Regions from separate parts of the Homo sapiens genome. Here region 2 is linked to region 1. A link is a contact called in ENCODE Hi-C or POLR2A ChIA-PET data. All regions are on one chromosome and are shown on one strand. Each heading gives the region's core, a stretch centred on a gene start or an enhancer-like site at or near the end of the contact. The rest is flanking DNA. Distances are from core to core; before and after follow the strand shown.

Region 1 (7,059 bases), core at 1,262-3,761:
CGTCTTATATGGGTATGATTGGTGGCACCTCAAAACAATTACAATAGTAACATAAAGATTACTGATCTGCCAGGCATGGTGGCTCACTCTCGTAATCTCAACACTTTGGGAGGCCAAAGCAGGCAGACTGCTTGAGCACAAGAGTTCAAGGCCAGCCTGGGCAACGTGGCAAAACCCTGTTTCTACAAAAAAAAATCAAAAATTATCCAGGTGTGGTGGCACACACCTGTAGTCCCAGCTACTCAGGAGGCCAAGGTTGGGGGATTGCTTGAACCCAGGCGGTGGAGGCTACAGTGAGCCATCATCCTGTCATTGCACTCCAGTCTGGGCAACAGAGCAAGATGCTGCCTCAATAAACAAAAAAAATTACTGATCACAGCTCACCATAACAGATATAACAATAATAAAAAGTTTTAAATATCAGAGGAATTATCAAAATGTGACAGAAAGAAACAAGGTGAACACATGCTGTTGGAAAAATGGCACCAAGAGACTTGCTCAAGGGTTGCCACAAACCTTCAATTCATTTTTAAAAACGCAATATCTGAGAAGCACAAGAAAGCAAAGTGTAAAATACAAAGCATGCGGCCGGGCGCCATTGCTGCCTGTAATCCCAGCACTTTGGGAGGCTGAGGTGGGTGGATCACAAGGTCAGGAGTTCGAGAGCAGCCTGGCCAAGATGGTGAAATCCCGTCTCTACTAAAAATACAAAAATTAGCCAGACGTGATGGTGGGCGCCTGTAATCCCAGCTACTCAGGAGGCTGAGGCAGGAGAATTGCTCGAACCAGCTGACATCGCACCACTGCACTCTAGCCTGGGTGACAGAGCAAGACTCCATCTCAAAAAAATAAATAAATAAATAAAGGAAAATAATAGAAGCATGCTTATCCTTCAATGTGTATTTCCTAAAGACAAAGACATTGTCTTATATGACCATAATACAATTACCCAAATCGAAAAATTTAATATGATTACAGTATAATCTAATATACTGTCCATTTTTAAATTTTGCCAGTTGTCACAATAACGTTCTTCATAGTTATTTCTTCCTTAATCCAGGATCCCATCCAGGATCACCCATAGATTTAGTTGCCCTGTCTCTTTAGTATCCTTTAATCTGCCACAAACCCTTAGTCTTTGTCTTTTGTAACGTTAACACTTTTGAATAATTTATGGGCCCGTCATCTAGCGATGTCTACCTCAAACGCAACTCGTGCTTTTTTTGCATGAATACTACATTATGCTGCGTCCTTTTCAGGGTATTATATTAATAGGCATATGATATTGGCTCCTCCTATAACTGTGGCGTTAGTCTTGATCATTTGGTTATGATGGTGTCCACCAAATTTCTCTATTGTAAACTTTTTTTTTTTTTCTCGCTCTGTTGCCCAGGCTGGAGTGCAGTGGCAGGCTGACGGTTCGCTGCAGCCTCGAACTCGTGTGGCTCAAGCAATCCTCCCATCTCAGCCTCACGAGTAGCTAGGACCATAGGACCTAGCCACCACATTTGGCTAATTTTTTGTATTTTTTGTAGAGATGGGGTTTCTCCACGTTGCCCAGGCTGGTCTCCAACTTCTGGGCTAAAGTGATTCTCCCGCTTCAGCCTTCCAAAGTGCTGGATTACAGGCGTGAGTCAACACGCCCAGCCTTGTAAACTATTTCTTTTCATCTTTGTAAATAATACATAATTTATGGGGAGTTATTTTGAGACTATGGAAATATCATGTTCCTCATCACGTTTACCTCCTAGTTTTAGTACCTTTTGATGATTCTTGCCTAAATCAGTTATTAGAATACAATTCATATATGATAAAATTCATTAAAGTATATAGTAATTCAGTGGTTTTTGTATATTCATACGGTTGTGTAACCATCACCGCTAATTCCAGAGCATTTTTATCACCCCGAAAATGAAACCCTTCACCCATTAGCACTCATTTCCCCATTTCCCCCAGCCTCTGGCGACCACTAATCTACTTTTTATCTCTATGGATTTGCCTATTTAAGACATCCTATATAAATGCAATCATACAATATGTGGTCCTTTGTGTCTAACTTATTTCACTTAATATGTTCTCACGGTTCATTCATGTTGTAGTTCTTATTGATATTTCATACCTTTTTATTTGCCTAAATCAATCATTTCTATGATTCCTAAAAAATGGTGCTAGTCTAACTACATTATTTCCATCTACACTTACTAGGCAACATCTTTATCATCCATTGTCAGGAAGCCCTTTAAGAAAACTGCACAGTGAAGTTCATTTTAATAAATAGGGTTTCCTTGCTCTCAAGTAGTTACTAATCTTAGACAAAAGGGTCTAGGATGACCACCTTTCTTGAGGTTTACATGATCTTCCCTGACTTCCACTTGAAAGGCACCCTGTGAGTCTCTCTCCGCCTGTTATCCCACAGGCTCCTCCCCACTCCTCCAGGTACCCCTTCCCCGGCGGCTGCAGGAGGAGGAAGTGACGCACCGGAAGTGTCCCTGTTCCCCTTGCTGTGGGGGTAAGGAATCAAGCCCCCAAGATGGCGGCAGCGGCGGAGGAGCGGATGGCAGAGGAAGGAGGCGGCGGCCAAGGCGACGGCGGTTCCTCTTTGGCCTCCGGCTCTACCCAGCGACAGCCTCCACCGCCCGCGCCACAGCACCCGCAGCCGGGGTCCCAGGCGCTCCCAGCCCCCGCGCTGGCTCCGGACCAGCTGCCTCAAAACAACACGCTTGTGGCGCTGCCCATCGTAGCCATCGAGAACATCCTCAGCTTTATGTCCTACGACGAAATTAGCCAGCTCCGCCTGGTGAGGCCCCCGCAGAACTCCTGCCTCCCTCTCCCCCCGGCCGAGGTCTGGGAGATGAGAAGGGAGCGCGTTCCCCGGGAAGGGAGCCCCCCGCGAGCCCCAGCCGGCTACAGATCTGGGAGGGAGCCGCTCCCGTCCCGAACTCTCCCTTGGCGTCAGTCAGCAGGAGTGGGCTGGTTCCCGATTGCGTCCTAGCTGCGGAGCTGGGGTTACTTCCTGAGGGGACTTCGCCTTGGGGGCTCCTTGCCCCCCGCCCGGAAGCGGGCCCTCTACGGGAGGGGTAGCGGAGTTGGTCTTCCCACCTTCCGCCTGGCCCGAGAGTAGACCCGGAGAGGTCATGTCGCCTGCCTTTTGTATGCCGCTTCCAGCCCCCGGCCTGGGTTTGGGGAGAAAACTCAGAAGTAGGCAGATGATCCCAGCCAGGTTTGGTTTATCTTGCAAGAATAACGAATTGTTCCCCACCCCAACCACCCAAGTTTTCTTGTTCGAGAAGATTGAGTAGACTAAGGTGGCTCAGTGACCCCAAACCCAGGTAGAGGTTCCGAAGAATTCGAACGTGTTTACTTAGCGTTAGCCCCAGCGCCCTAATTGACCACTAAAGTAGAGCCTTGGGAAATGACCATTCCTGCTTTGCCTCATCCTAACGCTTCCCACCGTAGAGAAGCAACTTACCCCTTGACGGGTTTTTTCTCTTTTGCAATTTATTTTTAACTAGTGATTTACGCCCACCCACCTGCTTTAGGAGAGGTTTCTTTATACCTTAAAATCACAATAGGTCAGTCCATGATTTTTAAAAATAATGAATTTGCCATTGGGGTTTTACTTCACTCCAGAGGTTTGAAGATGTGGTGATTGTTAGTTCAGTTAGATATTTTGCTGCCTTTCAATGAAATTATCTTTAAGTGGTAAAGAAATTGAAGGAGGTGGACATTTTGAAGTGATTGCAAACCGATTCCATGGAGAAGCTAAATCTGTGCTGGGAATTGTTTTTAAGAGGACAAAGATATTTCTGAATGTGCTGTGTATAACATCTTCTTATTACTCAATATGCTATATTGTAGGCATACACCTCCACTTTCAAGTGGATTATAATTACATTTTTAAAGGAAATCATAACATTTTTAAAAGAGAACTTATAAATATTAATTCAAACTGATGGCCAATTTTTTTTCTAGTCAACACAGCAGTTCAACCATGCCAGTCTGCAGGATGGAAAATTTCTTCAGCTGAAAATAGATATTTCACAATTGATTGCCTCTGAATTTCCAAAACGTTTTCATTCTAGAATTTCATGTAGAATCTTAAATATTCCTTCAGATTTTTACAAACAGTGGCGTTTAATCAAAATTCGCGCTGTACATATACAGTGTTTGGAAAATTGGGCATATAACATTTGATTGAATTGAACCATTCAACCAGACAATGGCTTTGTAAATCTTGGAATATTCACAGTTCTGTTTTGTAAGTGTTGAGAAAAACTGAGTTTTATTTGTTTGTTGATCATTTTACTATTTTAAAAAAATGTAGTGGGGAGGGGGGAACCAGCCTGTCCTAACTAGAGTTAAAACACATCCCACAACTTATGAATAAATGACATCTCTGTCAGGTGAGATATTCAGCTGCATTCTTAATTTTTAAGCAGTTTTCTGGCCTTTTAAGGTTATAAATTTATAATTTCAAACTCAGATTTTTCATAAGGAGTCCCTTCAGTACAACTGCCCACCCCCAGGAAAAGATTCTGCCCCGTTTTACATGTGCAAATATGATTTTTGAGTAATGGGGAACTATTTTTTTTACTTAAGGCTAATGGATAATTCTTGAATAGATTAAATGGATAATCCTTTGTGGGGAGTTGGAAGTGTCTTTGCTTGGAAGGTACAATTCAAGTAACGTTAGAAAAGAAAGATGTTCTTTTTTGCCACTAGGTGTCAGCATTAATTTAATTATGATCTTTTCTGAAATTGGCAGTCAAGAGAGTACCTAGGTGAGCTGTACATGCCTTCTTAAGTAGCCATTTATACCTAAAGAATCGTTTGCAAAAAATCAAGGGACTTTAGTGTATGCTGCTATCTGACATATAAGTTACGTAGTTCTCTTCATTGTAAGCATATTTTTGAGTGGAATTAAGGCTGGATATGCTTTGAAGGGGGTAATATTAAGAACAGAATTAGTTTTCATAAAGCTAAATGTCAGTTGTTAGGTAGGAGTTAGTTTATGTATTGTTCAGGGACTTTTTTTCTTCCTTCTCAGTTTGCTTGTCTTATTGGAACCTCAGTTACAACTTTGCTTAGCATCTAATGTAGACAATAAATAGGTACACAATCCATGTACTTACTACTCTGCATTTTCTTTAAAAGATTTGCTCTAGGTTGAAATTGCTACAATAACATTTTTCAGTTATTTGTACTGTTTAGTTGATAATAGTCTTTGCTTCCTCTTACCATGAATAACTGATTTCCAAGGGACTGTGTGAATGCCTTATTAAATTGGATTTTTGGCTGGGCGCAGTGGCTTACACCTGTAATGCCACCACTTTGGGACGCCGAGGTGGGCAGATCACCTGAGGTCAGGAGTTCAAGACCAGCTGGCCAACATGGTGAAACCCCATCTTTATAAAAATACAAAAATTAGCCAGGCATAATGGTGGGTGCCTGTAATCCCAGCTACTTGGGAGACTGAGGTGGGAGAATTGCTTGAACCTGGGAGGCAGGGGTTGCACAACGTGAGCCGAGATCGCCGTCTCAAAAATAAAAATAAAAATAAATTGGATTTTTTTTTTTTTTTTTTTGAGACGGAGTCTCGCTCTGTCACCCAGGCTGGAGTGCAGTGGTGCCATCTTGGCTCACTGCAGCCTCCACCTCCTGGGGTTCAAGCGATTCTCCTGTCTCAGCTTCCTGAGTAGCTGGAACTACAGGCGCACGCCACCATGCCCGGCTAATTTTTCGTATTTTAGTAGAGACGGGGTTTCACCATGTTGCCCAGGCTGGTCTCGAACTCCTGAGCTCAGGCAATCCACCCACCTAGGCCTGAATTTATTTATTTTATTTTATTTTATTTTATTTTTTGGCCATTGACTATTGATCAAAAGATGTATCCTGAGTCTGGTGGTTTCACAGAAATTACTCCTTAAATATTTAACTCCTCCAATGTAAAATTATTTGGCTGAACACAACCTTTGAAATGACAAAACATGTACTTTGAGTTGTTTTTCCAGTAAAACAGAGAAATTTGTGCTGATGCAGCATTAGTATGTCACCCAGGCCCCCTTGGCAGGTGGGTGAGAGACTCTGAAACAAGTGGCAAAGGTTAAGAAGTGAGATCCTGGCTCACTTACAGTGCGGTGGCTCACGCCTGTAATCCCAGCACTTTGGGAGGCCAGGGTGGGCGGATCACTTGAGGTCAGGAGTTCGATACCAGCCTGGCCAACATGGTGAAACCCCATCTCTACCAAAAATATAAAAAATTAGCCAGGCGTGGTGGCACACGCCTGTAATCCCAGCTACTTGGGAGGCTGAGGCTTTGAACCTATGTAACTTTGGCTTATGAGCATTATATTCTTACCTACTGAAAAACAAGTATAGGGAGCTTTTTAATTAATTAATTAATTTATTTATTTATTTATTTATTTATTTATTTTTAATTTTTGAGACAGGGTCTCCCTCTGTCGCCCAGGCTGGAATGCAGCGGCGTGATCACAGCTCACTGAAGCCTTGATTTCCTGTATTTTTTGTGGAGATGTGATTTCTCCATGTTGCCCAGGCTGGTCTTAAGTTTAAACTCCTAGGCTCAAGTGGTCCGCCCACCTCAGCCTTCCAAAGTGCTGGGATTACAGACGTGAGCCACTGCACAGTATAAAAAGGGTAAAAAATTTTTTTTCTATTTATTTAAAGTACAATATAAAAAGGGAAAAAAAATTATCCTGTTTCAAACACTGCATTATATAATTTTACCTGCCCTACAGGAGGCTTTTAAAAGATGTTTTAGAGAGATACTATCAATTTTTTTCCTCTGCGATTCAACTGGAGCTCTTATCATTTTAATTGGAATCATATTAGTGGTTCAGAACATGAATTTGACTAAAGGTTAAGTTGAGAATTCTTGCCTATTTTCTGGAATGAAATTTTCCAGTCAGCAACAAAATACATAAATACGTGCTTTTGTCTCAAGATATTTCTCTAGAGCACTTTAGCTAATTAAATCTATTACCTATTTATAGTTCCTTTCACATCTTTTCTTCAAATATGTTAGAAAATTTTAGTTAT
Region 2 (7,059 bases), core at 2,235-4,734, 91 kb after region 1:
GTCTGGTCACGTATGAAATGAGGGATTGCTGCCGTCCAGTTGGGAATCCTGGAGTCTGAATGCCCCACCACAGACGGCAGTGATCAGAAAGATATTCTTCTCTGGGGAGGGCTGGGCCCCATCCACTCCCCAGTCAACTCCCCACATTCCAGGGAGATGCAGTGAGCTCTTCTCTGCAGCCAGCTCAGGCTCATGACTGCACTGCCAGGGAAGAGAGTAACATTGCTCCAGACCCATTTGTACCTGACTGCTCTAAAGGTTACCTTGGATCTGGGAAAGTTTGCTGAGTAAATTAATAACATAAGCAAGGACGTAAGAAGAACTTTAACCTACCTCACAGAATTCTATACTAAGAGGCCAAACTGTTTTTGAGAACCAAAGGACAATGCATACAACGAGTCTGGTTATTCCTAGAGAATCCTAACTGGGAGCTGACAATATTGATGGGGCTCCTGCCAAGTGCCGGGGCCTGTGCTCATCTCTTTATGGACTGTTTCATCCTTACATTGGTATTATCCTCATTTTGCAGCCAAGAAAATAAACTAATAGGAAGGAATAAGTAACTTGTCTAAAGTCATGCAGCCAAAATTCTAACCCAATGTCTACAAAGTCCATGACATTGCATTTTTCTTTTTCTTTTTTTAATTAAAAAGAGACCAGGCCGGGCGTGGTGGCTCATGCCTGTAATCCCAGGACTTTGGGAGGCCAAGGTGAGTTGATCACTTGAGGCCAGGAGTTCAAGACCAGCCTGGCCAACACAGTGAAACCCCATCTCTAGTAAAAATACAAAAAATTAACTGGGTATGATAGCGTGCACCTGTAATCCCAGCTACTTGGGAGGCTGAGGCAGGATAATTGCTTGAACCTGGTAGGAGGAGGTTGCAGGGAGCCGAGATTGCGCCCCTGCACTCCAGCCTGGGTGACACAGGGAGACTGTGTCTCAAAAAAAAAAAAAAAAAAAAAGAGACTGGGTCCGGGCTCACTATGTTGCCCAGACTGCTCGTGAACTCTTTGTTGTTGTTGTTGTTGAGACAGAGTTTCCTTTAGCTCTTGTTGCCCAGGCTGAAGTGCAATGGCACGATCTCGGCTCACTGCAACCTCTGCCTCCCAGGTTCAAGCAATTCTCCTCCCTCAGCCTCCCGAGTAGCTGGGATTACAGGCACCCGCCACCACACCTGGCTGGCTAATTTTTGTATTTTTAGTAGAGACAGGTTTCACCATGTCGACCAGGCTGGTCTCGAACTCCTGACCTCAAGTGATCTACCTGCCTCGGCCTCCCAAAGTGCTGGGATTACAGGTGTGAGCCACTGAGCCTGGCTAAGAGAAAGGCCTTGAACTCTTAAATTCCTGGCCTCAAGCAATCCTCCCATCTCAGCCTCCCAAGTGCTGGGATTACAGGAGTGAGCCACTACACCTGGCCAATATTTGTGTTTTTTTTTTTTTTTTTGAGATGGAGTCTCACTCAATAGCCCAGGCTGGAGTACAGTGGCGCGATCTCTGCTCATTGCAGCCTCCATCTCCCGGGTTCAAGCGATTCTCCCACCTTAGCCTCCCGAGTAGCTGGGACTACAGGTGCATGCCACCACGCCTGTCTAGTTTTTGTATTTTTAGTAGAGATGGGGTTTCATGACGTTGGCCTCGAACTCCTGATCTCAGGTGATCTGCCCACCTCAACCTCCCAAAGTGCTGGGATTACAGGCGTGAACCACTATGCCCGGCCCAAAGTTTGTATTTCTTAAAAAGGATTTTACAATGATAATTTTCCTCAAATTCAGAGCCCGCTTTCTACTTAGTATAACTGATGGGGTTTTCTAATGATAATATGAACCGTCCCACTCCCAGGAACACAGGCAGCAGGCCAAGCAGTGGCTCTCAGTGAGGGTGAGTGTGTGGGTTGGGGGAGGGGCAGCCCATGAACACCCCAAGCTACTTCCACACTCCAATGGTCAGGAGAATGCAGAATTGAAAGCAGGAACAGGAGTCTGTGGCCTGGAGCTCACATTTAACCAAATAGTTTTCAGAGCTGGCTCAGAAACAGTTCTCCAAACCACAGCACTCTGCAAAGCCCAGCTGAGATCATCAGATGGCCATCCCAGGACAAGCAAGCAGAACTCCTCGGCCTGGGGTCCTGTTTGCCAAAAGGAATCTGGATGTTGTGAGTGCCTCAAGTCACTGACTCCCCCTCCTCATGACCAGGGGATGATGAGCAGCTGTTTAATAAGCCACCGGTGTCAAACCCGGTGGCCGGGGGCCCAGGAAGAACCCCGACTTGGGAGTGCAGCCCCTTAGGCATCTCAGAGCCAGGGACAGGAAAGAAAGACAGGTTGTGTTGCCAGTGTGACTGAAGCAAATTACCTTCCCTGGGCTGGTTTCCTTTATCTATCTTGTCTATCTTTTCTTACCTCCCTCCCGGGACCTTGAGATGCCTTGGAAATCAGATGGGAAAAGCACTGTCACTCACTGCAGGGGTTGTGGTAATGCTGGTTACTGATGCCACTGGGAACACCAAGCTACAGGAGTCAGTCATTTGGGACAGTGCCAGCAGTCAGAGCACAGGTCACACTTGTTCCAAACCATGGCAGTCGGTGCTTGCTGCCCAAACTATTGTCTGAGTTTATTTTTTAAGAAATAAAAAAAAAAATTATCATAGAATACAAAGAACATAAAATACACCATTGTTACCATTTTTTTTTTCTCTTTTTGAGACAGAGTCTCACTCTGTTGCCCAGGCTGGAGTGCAATGGTGCAATCTCAGCTCACTGCAACCTCTGCCTCCCGGGTTCAAGCAATTCTCCTGCCTCAGCCTCCCAAGTAGATGGGATTACAGGCGCCCACCACTGCACCTGGCTAATTTTTTTTTGTATTTTTAGTAGAGATGGGGTTTCACCATATATGGTCAGGCTGGTCTCAAACTCCTGACCTCAGGTGATCCACCCGCCTCGGCCTCCCAAAGTGCTGGGATTACAGGCATTAGCCAACGCACCCAGCCCATTGTTACCATTTTCACGTGTCCAGTTCAGGAGTATTACATACATTCACATTGTTATGCAACCTATCTCCAGAACTTTTCATCTTGAAAATCTGAGATTCAAAAAATAAAAATAAAAAAATGAAAGAAAAAGAAAAAAAAAATAAAAAGAAGAAGAAGGAAAAAAGAAAAACCGAAATTCCATGCTCATTAAACAGCTCCCTATTTTCCCTCCCCCAGCCCCTGGCAACTAGCACTTTACTTTCTGTTTCTATAAATTTGACTTGAGTATTTTTTTTTTAATCAACAAAACTCTTAACTTGCACTGTCAATATATTCCAAATATTCCAATATATTCCAAAATATTCCACAGCAGGCCTGGGTCATGCTGGATTAGCAAAGACAAGGACTGGCCTAGATGGAGTCACACCCTCCCCAGCCTTGGGTTTGGGTAATTCTCAACACCCTAATTCATTCTCCCCTGGCAGCTGGAGAGACCCGTGGGACAGCCACTCACTGCAGAAGGGGCTGGTGAGAGACATGCTCGTCATCTCCGAGGGCCTGGCTCTGCGCCAGCCACACACTTATCTGCCTGCTCCATCTCCGGAGTTTCTGTCTCTGAGCTTTGGCAATGGAAGTTGTGCTTCCACTATTAGCCAACACCGAGCTGGACTCTGGTAACTGACACAGCCGTGCATCTAGTGTAGCTCGGGTTGAGATGACTTGGCTTTTTTTTTTTTTTTTTTTTTTTTGAGACGGAGTCTCGCTCCGTCACCCAGGCTGGAGTGCAGTGGCGGGATCTCGGCTCACTGCAAGCTCCGCCTCCCGGGTTCACGCCATTCTCCTGCCTCAGCCTCCCGAGTAGCTGGGACTACAGGCGCCCGCCACCACGCCCGGCTAATTTTTTGTATTTTTAGTAGAGACGGGGTTTCACCGTGTTAGCCGGGATGGTCTCGATCTCCTGACCTCGTGATCCGCCCGCCTCGGCCTCCCAAAGTGCTGGGATTACAGGCGTGAGCCACCGCGCCCGGCCGACTTGGCTTTTTAAATTGCCTTCTATGAATATATATTTGTCCTAAGACTGGACTGGCCACATGAAATCAGGTTTTCAAAACGGAACTGCCTGTGAGGATGTGTGAGTGTGGATGTCAGGTGGCAAGGGGCTGAGAAGGAAAGTGCAAGGGGGCCTCCCATCCCACATGACTCACACGTTGCTCACATACACACACCCAGCCCCCCCCCCCCAACCCCAACACACACACGCAGGGCTGTAAACCATATGATTAGGCTCCTGCCTGACTCTCCCAGGCCATCTCTCCCTGTGGTCCAGCCACCATGGGCTGCTTTCTGCTCCAAACACACTCAGGATTGCTGTGTCCCAGGGCCTGCTTGGTGTCCTCTGCGTAGACACTAGACCAGAGCTCACAGAGCCACCTCCCTCTCAATAATCAGCTCTCAGCTCAAATGCCACCTCTTTAAAGAAGACTTCCTTAGAAACGGCCTGATTTCTAGTTTCACCAAAAACTGACCCTGAGATGAGAATTTGGGTATATGGCTTATTTGGAAGGTGATCCTGAAATGAGTGAGAAAAGGAAATCCAAAAAAGCAGGCCAGTAAAGCGTGTGTCACTTAAGGAGCAGGTAACCACTGTAGGCAACTGGAGCTCATTCCCCAGGACTCCTGAGAGCTCTCGCAATGTCCCACCAATGGTTACAGAGGTGTTTGCCTTGGAGTAATTCATTAAGCTGCACGTTTGCTCTGTGTATTTTTCTGTATCTGGATTTTACAATACAAGATTTTTTGTTTTGTGTTTTGTGTTTTTTGAGACAGAGTCTCGCTCCGTCACCCAGGCTGGAGTGCAATGGTACGATCTCGGCTCACTGCAACCTCCGCCTCCCAGGTTCCAGCGATTCTCCTGCCTCAGCCTCCTGAGTAGCTGGGATTACAGGCACCTGCCACCATGCCTGGCTAATTCTGGTATTTTTTTAGTAGAGATGGGGTTTTACCATGTTGGCCAGGCTGGTCTCAAACTCCCAACCCCAGGTGATCCGCCTGTCTTGGCCTCCCAAAGGACTGGGATTACAGGTGAGAGCCACCATGCCTGGCCATTTTTTGTTTTTTGAGAGAGTCTCACTCTGTCACCCAGGCTGGTGTGCAATAGCGTAATCACTAAGTGCAGCCTTGACCTCCCAGGCTCCAATGATCCTCCTACCTCAGCTGATACTACAGGCATATGCCACTGTGAAAGAAAAATAAACCTTGGAGCCCTAAAAGCACTAAGCTAAAGGGAAAAGTCAAGATGGGAACTGCTAGGACAAACCTACCTCCCATTCTGTTGAAAGTCATTTCTCTGCTCAGCTGGGCAGGTGGCTCATGCCTGTAATCCCAGCACTTTGGGAGGCCGAGGCAGGCAGATCACGAGGTAAGGAGATTGAGACCATCCTGGCTAACATGGTGAAACCCCATCTCTACTAAAAATACAAAAAATTAGCCGGGCATGGTGGCAGGTGCCTGTAGTCCCAGCTACTCGGGAAGCTGAGACAGGAGAATGGCGTGAACCCAGGAGGTGGAGCTTGCAGTGAGCGGAGATCATGCCACTGCACTCCAGCCTGGGTGATAGAGCAAGAGTCCGTCTCAAAAAAAAAAAAAAATTAGGAAGTCATTCCTCTGCTTACTGAGATAGATGCATATCTGATTGCCTCCTTTGGAAAGGCTAATCAGAAAGTCAAAAGAATGCAACCCTTTGTCTCTCACCTACCTGTCACCTGGAAACCCTCTCCCTGCTTGAGTTGTCCCACCTTTCCGGACAGAACCAATGTACATATTACATTGATTGACTTCTCATGTCTCCCTAAAATGTATAAAACCAAGCTGTTGGCTGGCGCGGTGGCTCACGCCTGTAATCCTAGCACTTTGAGAGACCGAGGCAGATGGATCACCTGAGGTCAGGAGTTTGAGACCAGCCTGGCCAATGTGGTGAAACCCCGTCTGTACTAAAAATACAAAAATTAGCCGGGCGTGGTGGCGGGCACCTGTTATCACAGCTACTCGGGAGGCTGAGGGAGGAGAATCGCTTGAGCCTGGGGGGCAGAGGCTGCAGTGAGCTGAGATCACACCACTTCATTCCAGCCTGGGTGAAAGAGCGAAACTCCGTCTCAAAAAAAAAAAAAAAGAAAAAACCAAGCTGTGTGGCCGGGCGTGGTGGCTTACGCCTGTAATCCCAGCACTTTGGGAGGCCAAGGCAGGCAGATCACCTGAGGTCAGGAGTTCAAGACCAGCCTGACCAACATGGTGAAAACCCATCTCTACTAAAAAATACAAAAATGAGACGGGTGTGGTGTCATGTGCCTGTAATCCCAGCTACCTGGGAGGCTGAGGCAGGAGGATCGCTTGAATCCAGGAGGCGGAGGTTACAGTGAGCCATGATCATGCTACTACACTCCAGCCTGGATGACAGAGCAAGGCTCCGTCTCAAAAAAATAATAATAATTTAAAAAGTAAAAAATAAAAATAAAACCAAGCTGTGCCCCCACTACCTGGGCACATGTCATCAGGACCTCCTGAGGCTGTCATGAACTGGTCTCAAGTGATCCGCCTGCCTCGGTCTCCCAAAGTGTTGGGATTACAGGTGTGGGCTGCTGCTCCCAGCCAAAAATAAACTTTCTAAATTAACTGAGACCCTTCTTAGATTTTTACGGTTCCCACCACGAAGCCTGGCTAATTTTAAAATTTTCTGTAGAGATGGGGGTGTTGGCGGGTTGGGCCGAGGGAAGAGGGAGGTCTCACTATGTTCCTAGGCCTGGTTGTGAACTCATAGGCTCAAGCAATCCCCCCATCTCTGCCATGCAGCCAATACAAGATTTTTTTAAAGTTCCTCGGAGAGGTGAGGAGGCTGAGGTGCATGTTCACCGACTCCTGTCCCTCTTTGGTTGAAGGTTGCTCGTGGGGACACTTCGGATTGGTCTGGGGTAGAGGAGCAGAGAAAGCCCTCAGGCAGAGACCCAGGACAGCCTCTGCACAAATGGGCACTGTCTGGAGTGTACAGAGGACAGGAGAGGCCCTGAAGGGTGTCCAATGCCACCTCACCAATG

The links. Hi-C counts contacts between places; a loop is a spot of excess contacts on that map. ChIA-PET counts read pairs that join two places held with the same protein, here RNA polymerase II (POLR2A). Pooled maps may share reads with other maps.
Region 2: a pooled map shows a loop between it and region 1 (4-fold over the local background). The contact joins the enhancer-like site here to the promoter of FBXO28 in region 1. A Hi-C loop is called at or near these places in 2 of 168 maps with a recorded cell type or tissue (gastrocnemius medialis and sciatic nerve), 3 of 37 single-sample maps with no recorded cell type and 7 of 50 pooled maps. POLR2A ChIA-PET finds 5 or more read pairs at or near these places in 11 of 52 experiments (CD8-positive, alpha-beta memory T cell, H1, HEK293 and 8 more).

The regions. Positions count from the first base shown.
Region 1 is chr1:224,111,600-224,118,658 of GRCh38, forward strand. It overlaps FBXO28 (F-box protein 28), which reads left to right and starts at 2,512. Exons shown (of 5, transcript NM_015176.4): 1 at 2,512-2,797. The coding sequence starts at 2,531. It overlaps LOC105373056 (a long non-coding RNA gene), which reads right to left and starts at 2,441. Exons shown (of 3, transcript XR_007066897.1): 1 at 2,336-2,441. RefSeq lists enhancers at 2,155-2,284, 2,305-2,364, 2,505-2,574.
Region 2 is chr1:224,201,432-224,208,490 of GRCh38, forward strand. No RefSeq gene overlaps it. Among named protein-coding and RNA genes, the nearest start is that of DEGS1, 22 kb to the left of the region's middle. RefSeq lists a silencer at 3,530-3,579. Within about 2 kb of position 3,485, at least 27 of the 41 ENCODE cell types and tissues checked have a DNase peak (open chromatin) inside an H3K27ac peak, as active enhancers do.